2 separate regions of the Homo sapiens genome follow, and region 1 is linked to region 2. A link is a loop called in an ENCODE intact Hi-C map of the cell type or tissue named here. Cell type or tissue: heart right ventricle. All regions are shown on one strand.

The links. Peaks named below come from ENCODE experiments on the same cell type or tissue, not always from the same donor. Only the 100,000 strongest peaks of a DNase experiment are listed, where the experiment ranks them.
Region 1: it touches region 2 in a loop (2.0-fold over the local background); 7 of 110 quality-filtered maps call a loop at or near these places.

Annotation. Positions count from the first base shown.
Region 1 is chr22:33,809,019-33,814,018 of GRCh38, forward strand. All of the region lies in intron 1 of LARGE1 (LARGE xylosyl- and glucuronyltransferase 1), which reads right to left. Among named protein-coding and RNA genes, the nearest start is that of LARGE-AS1, 87 kb to the left of the region's middle. In heart right ventricle, no CTCF peak of the experiment used is centred here; a DNase peak (open chromatin) is centred at 2,883; H3K27ac peaks cover 1,913 bases.
Region 2 is chr22:33,865,053-33,870,052 of GRCh38, forward strand. The region is part of intron 1 of LARGE1 (LARGE xylosyl- and glucuronyltransferase 1); the gene reads right to left. Among named protein-coding and RNA genes, the nearest start is that of LARGE1, 53 kb to the right of the region's middle. RefSeq lists enhancers at 2,405-2,904, 3,994-4,494, 4,495-4,995. In heart right ventricle, a CTCF peak has its summit at 2,268; no DNase peak of the experiment used is centred here; H3K27ac peaks cover 5,000 bases.

The DNA.
Region 1 (5,000 bases), 56 kb before region 2:
CCCAGCACTTTGGGAGGCCAAGGTGGGCGGATCACCCGAGGTCAGGAGTTCAAGACCAGCCTGGCCAACATGGAGAAACCCCATCTCTACTAAAAGTACAAAAATTAGCTGGGCGTGGTAGTGGGTGCCTGTAATCCCAGCTACTCAGGAGGCTCAGGCAAGAGAACTGCTTGAACCCAGGAGGCAGAGGCTGCGGTGAGCCGAGATTGCGCCACTGCACACCAGCCTGGTGACAGAGTGAGACTCCATCTCAAAAAAAAAAAAATCAGGTCCTGTGTGATGTATTTCCCTAGCCTCCTGCACTTTTCTAGATGGAGCTACCATTTATACTTATGAACATACACAACTATATGTTCCATGCCCTCAATAAGCAGTGAGCTCAGAGAATATGCCTGTTTTGACCAGCACTGGTTCCCAAAAGCTTAGCACAACACCTGTGCATAGCACATAGGAAGTTGTCAATAAATATGTATTATTAGATGCAAGGACAGATGGATGAATAGTCTGAATTTCCAGAGAGGTGTGGGCCTCACATTCTGCATGTCTAAACCAGCACTTTCCAATGGAAATATTATATAATGCTAGTTAGCCACATGTATAGTTTTTCATTTTCTAGCAGCCACATTTTAAAAAGAGCTAACAGGTGAAACTAATTTAAATAATATACCTTATTTCCTCCAATGTATGAAAATATTATTTCAACATATCATCAATATAAAAATAACCAATGAGATATTTTATAGTTTTCCATACTAAATATTCAAGATCAGATGCATATTTTACACTTAAGTACATCTCAATTGGGGTGCTAAATTTTCAATGACTGAAGTGAAATAGTACCTCCAAAACCAGAAGCTTGTGTTAAAAAAAAAAACAAAAAAACTTTACACTGCTTCACTTTTTAGATGTAATAAAGATTTTACAATTTGCAGTTCAGTTCCTCAGTGGTACTAGCCACATTTCAAGCACTTGTAGTTATAGGCGGGTGTTGCTACCACCCAGGAGAGCACAGAAAAAAAACTACAGTAGTCTGCATGCAACAGACACCAGATCTCTCACTCTGAACAAGACACAGCATGGGGGATGGGAAGAGAACTAACATTTATTATGACAAAATTATAAAACTTTTCAACCCATTATCTCATGGAATATGTAACAATCCTATAAAATAGGTATTGCTGTTTTCACGTTTGCAGGTAAAGAAATTGGTTGAGAGAGTTTACACTGACCAAGATCATATAGCTAGCAAGTGCTGGTCAGGATCTGAACCAAGGACTGGCTGAACCCAAAGCCATAGCCCGATACTCTTGGTCCCACAGTACTCTCTGGACCTCCGCTGAAGGCAACAAAATCTCCCTCTTGACTCCCCAGAAGCAAATTACATAAGGCACATGAATCCAAGATTCTACCATGGTGTGGTGGTTCTCATATTGTTCACAAATATCAGCTCTTCAGCTCTGAGCACATCAAGGTAGAACTTCTCTGCCCCAGAACAGCCATGGGACCTACTCTGGCCAATGAAATACGAATGCATGCAACTCACTGCAAGCTTTAAGAACCATTATGCGCCCTTTTCTCTCTATCTTAAGGACTAGCAAGAGTACTGATAGAGACTGCCTCACTATCAGGATCCCAGAGTGAAGACAGCATGCAGCAGTGCCATGAGTAGCCTGTGATGGACTTGTAGTACAGGGTGAGGGATGAATTTCTTTTTTTTTTTTTTGAGATGGAGTCTTGCTCTGTTGCCCAGGCTGGACTGCAATGGTGCGATCTTGGATCACTGCAACTTCCGCCTCCCGGGTTCAAGCAATTTCCCTGCCTCAGTCTCCCAAGTAGCTGGGACTACAGGTGTGCGCCACCGTGCCTAGCTAATTTTTGTATTTTTAGTACAGACGGGGTTTCACCATGTTGGCCAGGATGATCTCGATCTCCTGACCTTGTGATCTACCCGCCTCGGCTTCCCAAAGTGATTTTTTTGTTCTATGCGAGATTTGTTACTGCAGCATAACCTAACCTGCCCCCGACTCATATAAACATGATTAATGCGTGAGTGGAAGATGGGTAAATTGGGTGTTCAGGGAAAAGTGGGTGATTCTGAGCTCTTGCTTATGTTAACTGCAATAACCCTGCAGTCTGCTCCTCCATAAAGTCAGTCAAAAGGCTATTAGACCACCAGCTGTGGTGGGGTCTGGTTTCATCCCTACTGGTATTACTGTATTTCTTACAAATAGCTCATTAAGGCAATTATCAGTCATTAGCACAGTAGCCTGAGCAACAGTACAAGCACACACATTAATAAAACATAATTTAGCAGAGCAAGTAAAGACATGAACAAACTAGGCTCCCTTGTGGGACGCTCGTGGCTGAAGAGAATTTCCACTACACTAAAGCCAGGCACTCTGGAGAAGTATGCCAATCTCAGCACCTCTTAAGTGATCATTTGCATGAGCTTCAGTTCAACCAACAAAACCTGAGTCTTGAAGGATTACTAGGAGTCTGACAGGGAGAAAAAGTTAACAGCTTTCCAAGGAAAAAAAGATTTCCCAAATATTCGCAACGTGGAAGAGCATGCTGTATTTAGGAAGTGGTAAAATCATGATTTGGTATATAGAGGTGGGGCCCAAGACCAGGAAAGAAGGCCAGAGCCCAACTGGGAACAGCTTTATTACGTCACGGTAAATTGTTCAAACTTTTTCTAGAGGCAAGAAGAAGTAATCAAAGAGGCTCTAGCAGGGAATGTCATGAGCTGCTCTGAGCCTTAGAAAAGTCATTCTGGCAGTATAAGAATGATGGATTAGGAGACACAGGAAGGAGGAGGCCGGAGCATCAGCTAGTGAAATACTTCAGGCCAGGGATAATGGGAGCCCAGCCCAGAACTGTGACAAATGGAAAGAAAAAGACCAGAACACAGGAAATGGGCTGACCCGGGCTTAGCGCTCAATTGCATGACCTAAGTAAGAGAGGAACAAGGAAAGGGGAAATTGGCTACAGAAAGTCTCTAAGGATGACTGAGATTTCCACCTTGGGTATATAACAATGCATTAAAAGGGACTACTGGAAACTAATTTGACAGGTTCAACCCAGGTGGCAAATGCAGAAAACGATTAACAACATGTACACACAGACATTAAAAACTCATTTATTTTCCCACTCAAGGGCACTTAATAGCTAAGGTTCCAGGAGCACATGCCCCAAAGGGCTGGACCATGAAGTTAGGGCTATGCTAAGCTCCAGGTATGCTCTAAAACATATTGGGAATTGTGCCTGGCCTCCCCTGCCTTCTCACGGTTCTGACACAGCATCTCACCTGCCCAGAACTTGTGACAGTCACTTGGCTTCATTTTGGACGAGGCTCTTTTTGACATGTAATGTCTTCTATTCGTTACTTCCCCCAGACACATGCACAAGTGATGACTCTCTCTTTGCATACTGCGGTGCCTTTTCTCTTCATTCAGGTCTCCTAGGAAAACTGAGATTCAAACCAGAGCCTCCTGCTGTGCATTTTCCAGCCAGGGTGCATTGTCATCAGTGAGGCCTCACTCAATCACACATTCATCTTTGATCCGCCGGGTTGAAGGCACAGATGGCGCAGGCCTCACCAGGCCATCCTGTCCATCTATCAGTCCCTCTGCAATGATCCCCTTGGGGTTCTGGGCTATTACCAAGTTTCCCTTTGTGTGGATATTTCATTCCATAAGCACAGTCAAGCCTCAACAGCTGTCCAGGCCAACAAAGATCAAGAAGTTTCTTCACAGTTTATTTGCTCATTCAACACACAGGTACTATGCCCTGACAACACGCCAGGCCCTGTGCTAGACAATGAAGCACAGAGATGAAAACTGTCTGTCCTTCAAGAAGTCCATAGCCTCCTCAAGGAGACAAAGATATTAAAAGACAAATAAAACAGAGATAATTAATGCAACTAGCACTGTTTGCTTTCTGGTTTTCTCCTATTAGGTGGTACCAAATTGGCATATGAATACAGACTATTCTCTTAGTATTGGTTTAAATGGTGGTATGAAGTACATCTACTGCATTAAGAAGTGCCACTCTAGGCCGGGCGCAGTGGCTCACCCCTGTAATCCCAACTCCTTTGGGAGGTCAAGGCAGGTGGATCATCTGAGGTCAGGAGCTCGAGACTAGCCTGGCCAACATGGCAAAATCCCGTCTCTAGTAAAGATACAAGATCGTGCCATCACTCCAGCCTGGGCAACAAGAGCAAAACTCCGTCTCAAGAAAAAAAAAAAAAAAAATTAGTGCCACTCTAAGAATCAACAAGCTTCCCCAGGCAAGACTGTCAAGCCCTAGTCCTGAGAAGCTTGTGGAAATAAATCAGGATTGTATGCTCTTTTGTTCATCTCCGATAGTCAAATGCCACAAGACCAGAAACAAAACATAGTTCCAGCAATGTCCCACACACACATCTTGGTGGAGGACAGATGTGTCTGACATCTGGGATCTCTTCTGCTCAACGGCCCACCAGATACATAAAACAGAATTGAGAATGGTGACCATCCATCTTCAGAAATGTTGAAGTCTTACTCATTCCCATTTGGACACAACCATTGAGGAACAACATACAGCTTCTGTTCGGCCTCGGCTGTGGGCTCGATGACAAAACACTACTGCAGGATGTTCCATCTTTTCTGCCTAGTAAAGATCTCATGGTGAAATCCATCTTCACAGTGAAGACAGGAAGCCCAGGTACCCTTGAACTCCATCCTTTTCTCCATCTTGACTGGTATCTCCAGTTTTTCCCAAACTCTTGCATTCTACGATGCTCCCAACTTCAGCCTTAAATACCTTATAGGAAAATCTCCACATAAGAACAAACGTCACATTAGAACAACTCAATGAACACTGAACAAACATGCAAGGAGGGAAACAATTATTTACTGAGTGTTTAAATCATGCCAGAGATACTCCACACTCTTGCAACAAGCCTAAAACGTAAATATTAATTTTTCCTGTTTAGAGAAAAAACTTTAAAAAGCATCACT
Region 2 (5,000 bases):
GATGCACTGTTATCATAAAGTACTGCTGACTTCTACTGTGGAACAGAATTCAGTGACCTCTGCTTCCACGTCTGTGCAGGACAAGCTCCCTCTGCTTTTGCTCCATAGCCCCAAGTCTAGCCCAGAACCTACTCCCCTTCACCCATCTTCAAGAAGGGAAGGCACAGCTGGGAGCCGTAAAATGCCACTATACCCATGAGCTGCAACCATTTGTTCCCTCCAGCAAGACTGCAGATAATTTCAGCCGGACCTTCTCTTCTTCTCACTCTGACCTCGAAGTAGATTTTGTTTCATCTGTTTGTTTTCATGACAGAACATCCTGGTAGGGAATATTGGCGTCTTTTTCTTTTCAAAGTGACACTGACACAACTCCACTTTGTGCAAATAAATGTTTTCAACCTAAATGAGTCATTTGGTGGGAACAGTGAGTTCGCAAGCCTGCATATAGGTTGACCCCTTTACCAAGGAGGGTGGCAGGTAGCATTGTGTTTGGGGCTGACAAATATTATGAACAATGAGATCCTTTCCATGGTGATATCCCTTGCTGTACGCAGGGAAAATAAGGATAAAAATAGGGTGATAGTTGAAAACTCTGGGCCAGGCAGAATGCATCCTTGGGGAGAATCCAGCTACACTAGTATCTTGCCATAAAATCTTGAGAGTAAAGGAGGTATTTAACTTCTGACTCTTGTTAATTCATTTGTGGTTGTCAGGATTTTAAATGTAAAACATTTAAAAAATACTCAGTATATAGTAAGCATTCAATGTTAGCTGTTATTCTTTTTTTTTTTTTTTTTTTTTTTTTTTTTTTTTTTTGACAGGGTCTCGCTCTGTCATCCAGGCTGGAGTCCAGTGGCATGATCTGAGTTCACTGCAACCTCTGCCTCCCAGGCTCAAGCAATCCTCCCATCTCAGCCTCCCAAGTAGCTGGGACTACAGATGCACACCACCATGCCCAGCTAATTTTTGTAATTTTAGTAGAGATAGGGTTTCACCATGTTGCCCAGGCTGGTCTCCAACTCCTGGGCTCAAGCAATCCTCCTGCCTCAGCCTCCGGCCTCAGCTCTGGGTAGGCCCAGAGTTAACTACCCCATGGTGGATGGATGTGGCCAACTCAGCTGCTGCCAGATGACACTCATAAATGATCATAAAGCAATCTGCCTCAGCCTCCTAAAGCACTGGGATTATAGGTATGAGCCACTGTACCCAGCCTGTTGTTCTTTAGAGACAGCATATAGGGGGCTGTTTTGCCCAGTATGGGAGTCACAACCCACATGTGGCTATTTAAATTTAATTAAAATTAAACAAAATTAAAAATTCAGTTCCTCAGTTGCACTAGCTACCTTTCAAGTACTCAGTAACTACCCATGTCTAGCGGTGACAACATCGGATGGTGCAGATGGAGAGCAGTTCCATCCTGCAGAAGGTTCTGTAAGACAGTGCTGATATGAAGGTGAAGGAGTAGCTTGAAGCTTGAGGGTCTGTGTGACCTTGGGTGAGTTACTTCACCTCTCTGTGCCTCATTTCCTCATTTGTAAAATGGGGATAATGTAGCTACATTATTCAGTCATAATAAGGATTATCTGCTCTGGAAGCACTCACAATAATGCTTATGATAATGGTAAACACACACCAGATGGAGCCCTAGAATGGACGACAGACACCCTTATGGTGCACGGTGGATTGCTGCGAGGATTAGAAAGACTTTTATAGAAAGCACCTCCCACAGGCCCAAACATAGCAGACACTCAGTCCATTCACTTTTTTTTTCAATAAATGTTCACAGAGCACCTACTATGGGTAGGCATTCTTCTAGGCACCAGAGACATAGAAATGAACAAAGGCCTTGCCCTCATGGAGCTTACAGTCTCACTAAAGGGGTTGATTATTGCTTACGCTAACAGGAACACCAACATGTCCAGCATATTACGTATTCTCAGCAATGAAAAAGAAATGCCAACCACAAAGCTACCCACAAAGGTGGCATCTGACAAAAAGGGCTCTAATGAATGAATGGATGGATGGATAGATGAATGAATGAGGGTGTGGGGAGGAGGCTCAATAATGCACAAGCAATGAACTGGGCTCTGGGTGGGCCCAGAGTTAATTACCCCACGGTGGATGGATGTGGCTAACTCAGCTGTTGCCAGGTGACACTCATAAATGATCATAAAGCAGTCTGTAAACAGTGTTATGTATAAAACCTTAATCATCATGAACAGGAATCTTAAGATCCAAATGCCTGGGATAAACATGGCCTTTGCACACATGCCCTCTGCCTTCTGTTCTGGACTCTGCTCTGACTCATCCTGTGGGCTGGGACTGTTCACTCAGCAGAGGGACCAAACAGCCTTTCACTGGCCCTGGACAAATGAAACCCCCTAAGAGGGAGGTGTCCCACTGCCCAGAAAACCCCTCCCCAGCCCTCGGACTCACCTGCCGGCCTGAGCAACGTGCCTTCTAGCGCTGGTTCTATTATTCACGACAAGGGGCTTTCCCAGGAGGCAGCAAGTGGCACTATGCTGCCTGCGTTTCTATTTCCAAAATCTGAAAGCTCTGTTTCATAGGTTTGCAGCTCCCTGACAGCTAAATGTCATGGGATGGAGCCACGTTGAATCACTGGATCTACTTCGCACCAGCAGGCTGGGCCTCAGAAAGTTATTTCAAGTCCTCTAGTCCCGATCGCTCCTTTTTTGTTTAGTAAGTAAAAATAGTGCATGCTTCACAACGTTGTTAGTAGGATTACATGAGAGAACTTAAATAAAGTGCCCAAGTCTTTGGTAGGACCTAGCTCATGTCCTACCTAGAACACCAAGATGGCTAGACAAGAAGAGGAGATGCAGCTCAAGTACCAGTTCGGTCACTATCTATCGGGGCCACCTGGTCTACCTGCGGCTTGCCCAATTCCCTCCTCATTCAAGAGGAGAGGGCCAAACCGGATCCAAGCAGCCTACCCTGTAATCTCTTGCAGCACACTACCCGCTCCATTTTCCCACAACCACGGTACATTTCATCCTGCTGAAAAGAATACAAAGCATATGAAAATTCAGTGCAAGAATTCATACCAGCAACCTCGTCCATCTGCATAAGACTTCGTTCCAAATGGTGACAACAGGCCCTGTGCTCATTACAGGTCTCACATGTGCATGGGTGTGTGGGAACAGCACCCTGTAATCCATGGGACTGAGAGGCAACTACCACAGCCGGCCTCGTCGGAAGCAGAAACACCTGAGAAACGCCAGGTTTGGAATGCTAGTTCTATGTGGCTTTTATACATGTACTAAAATTAAGAGCCAAGTTTTAGTGTAAAAATGCCTGTCTTGAATACCACACTTCGAGACGAGATGATGTCTAAGGGTCTTCCTGTATCTGATCTACAAGGATTCCTGCTAGGAGTTCACCTGGTGGGGAGGACAGGGCTGAAATGAGGTTAGGTGATGCTCCCCACGTGGCCTAAAACCATTACTGTCCCTCACTTCCCTCACCATCCCAGCCAGCATCTGCCACACCATGACCTCCTCTTGCCCATGGCCCTCCCTAACATGTCCTTAATTGTATTACAGGCAATTTCCACTCCCCTAACCAGGCAGATTCCTCCCATCAAAAACATTTCTGTGCCTCTTATTAAAAACTCCTTCATTTGATGCCCCTTTCTAGTGATTGCCCACGCCCTGGTCTGGTCAACCAGAAATCACCTATCATGTCAAATCCCAACTCATCATGCATTTACTGTATGTCTACCCCATGGCAGGCACAGCACACAGACTTGACAATGACCATGGCTGACCTTGAGGGGCTCAAAACTAAATGGAAAGGGGGTTGCAAGGTACACGGATTCACGGCAAAACTAAATGGGCAGCCACTAGTACTTCAACAGAATTCTAAGATGCCAGGCACTCAGGGCAGGACTGGCTGATTCCAAACGTGGGGTTGTGGAAAGAAGGGCCATGAACGAGGCTCCAAAAATGAGCAGAATGTAGACAGGGAGAGCAAAAGGGGGAAAGAAGGGAGACCCTTTCATTTGAAATCCAACTTTCTGAAGGGAGACCCTTTCATTTGAAATCCAACTTTCTGATCAATGCTCATCATTCTGGCCCTCTCTTACCCTTGGAGCCAGCTCCTTTGGATCCACTTAAGATTTCTACTGCATCCTCCTCTTGTCTGTCGGTTGGCTACTCCCTGCTTGATCTGACCCCTGCAGGCCTACTCACCTTCCCTACTCCCCAGGCCCTGACCCAAAACAACACTCTCAGAGTTGGCATTAAGTGTGGCAAGGCTAAAATTAGGACTGTTTCCATAGATATCTAGACTTCTCTGTAGCAAATGTGTTCAGCTCCCTCCCAAGTAGGGAAAAAAAAAGTATTCTCCATTCTGACTGCAAAGCAACCCAGGGGTCTGAAAAATCGAAGCCTCCTCACATCTGGATGCGCCTCTGGCTTCCCACCTCCATGGGAAGGAAAAGAGGAGCCTCCTCGGGTCTGTGCAGTGGTTTGCAGGGGTACTACAAAAGCCATTTGTCCTCACTGACGAGAAAACACCAGGCACAAAAGGAGGGGTAGCAACCGTGGGAAGCACTCGCATGTCCAGACCACCAGCACATAGGTGTGTACCCTCATGTCATCCTGGGAAGGGGGTCCCTTCTGGGAGGTGGTTCTCCTTTCTCCCCATTTCAGAGATGAGGCAATGCAGACCAGGAAAACTACATAATTCAGTGTTGCTGGAAGACGTGCCACATCACGGTGAAAAGATGGGAAATAGAAATTCAAAGATGTTCAGAGAACTGCCCAAAGCCACCCCACAAAGGGCCGTCATCAGGAGTATGGGGAAGTAAAAACAGAAACCGCTGATGTTGAAGGCACTGTTTTGTTAGAGGTTCTGGGTTCAATACTTCATGTGGAGTCTCGCATTTCACCCTAGTTATGAGTTGAATTGTGTATCCCCCAGAAAGATGTGTTGAAGTCCTAACCCCACTCAGAATGTGACCTTATTTGGAAACAAGT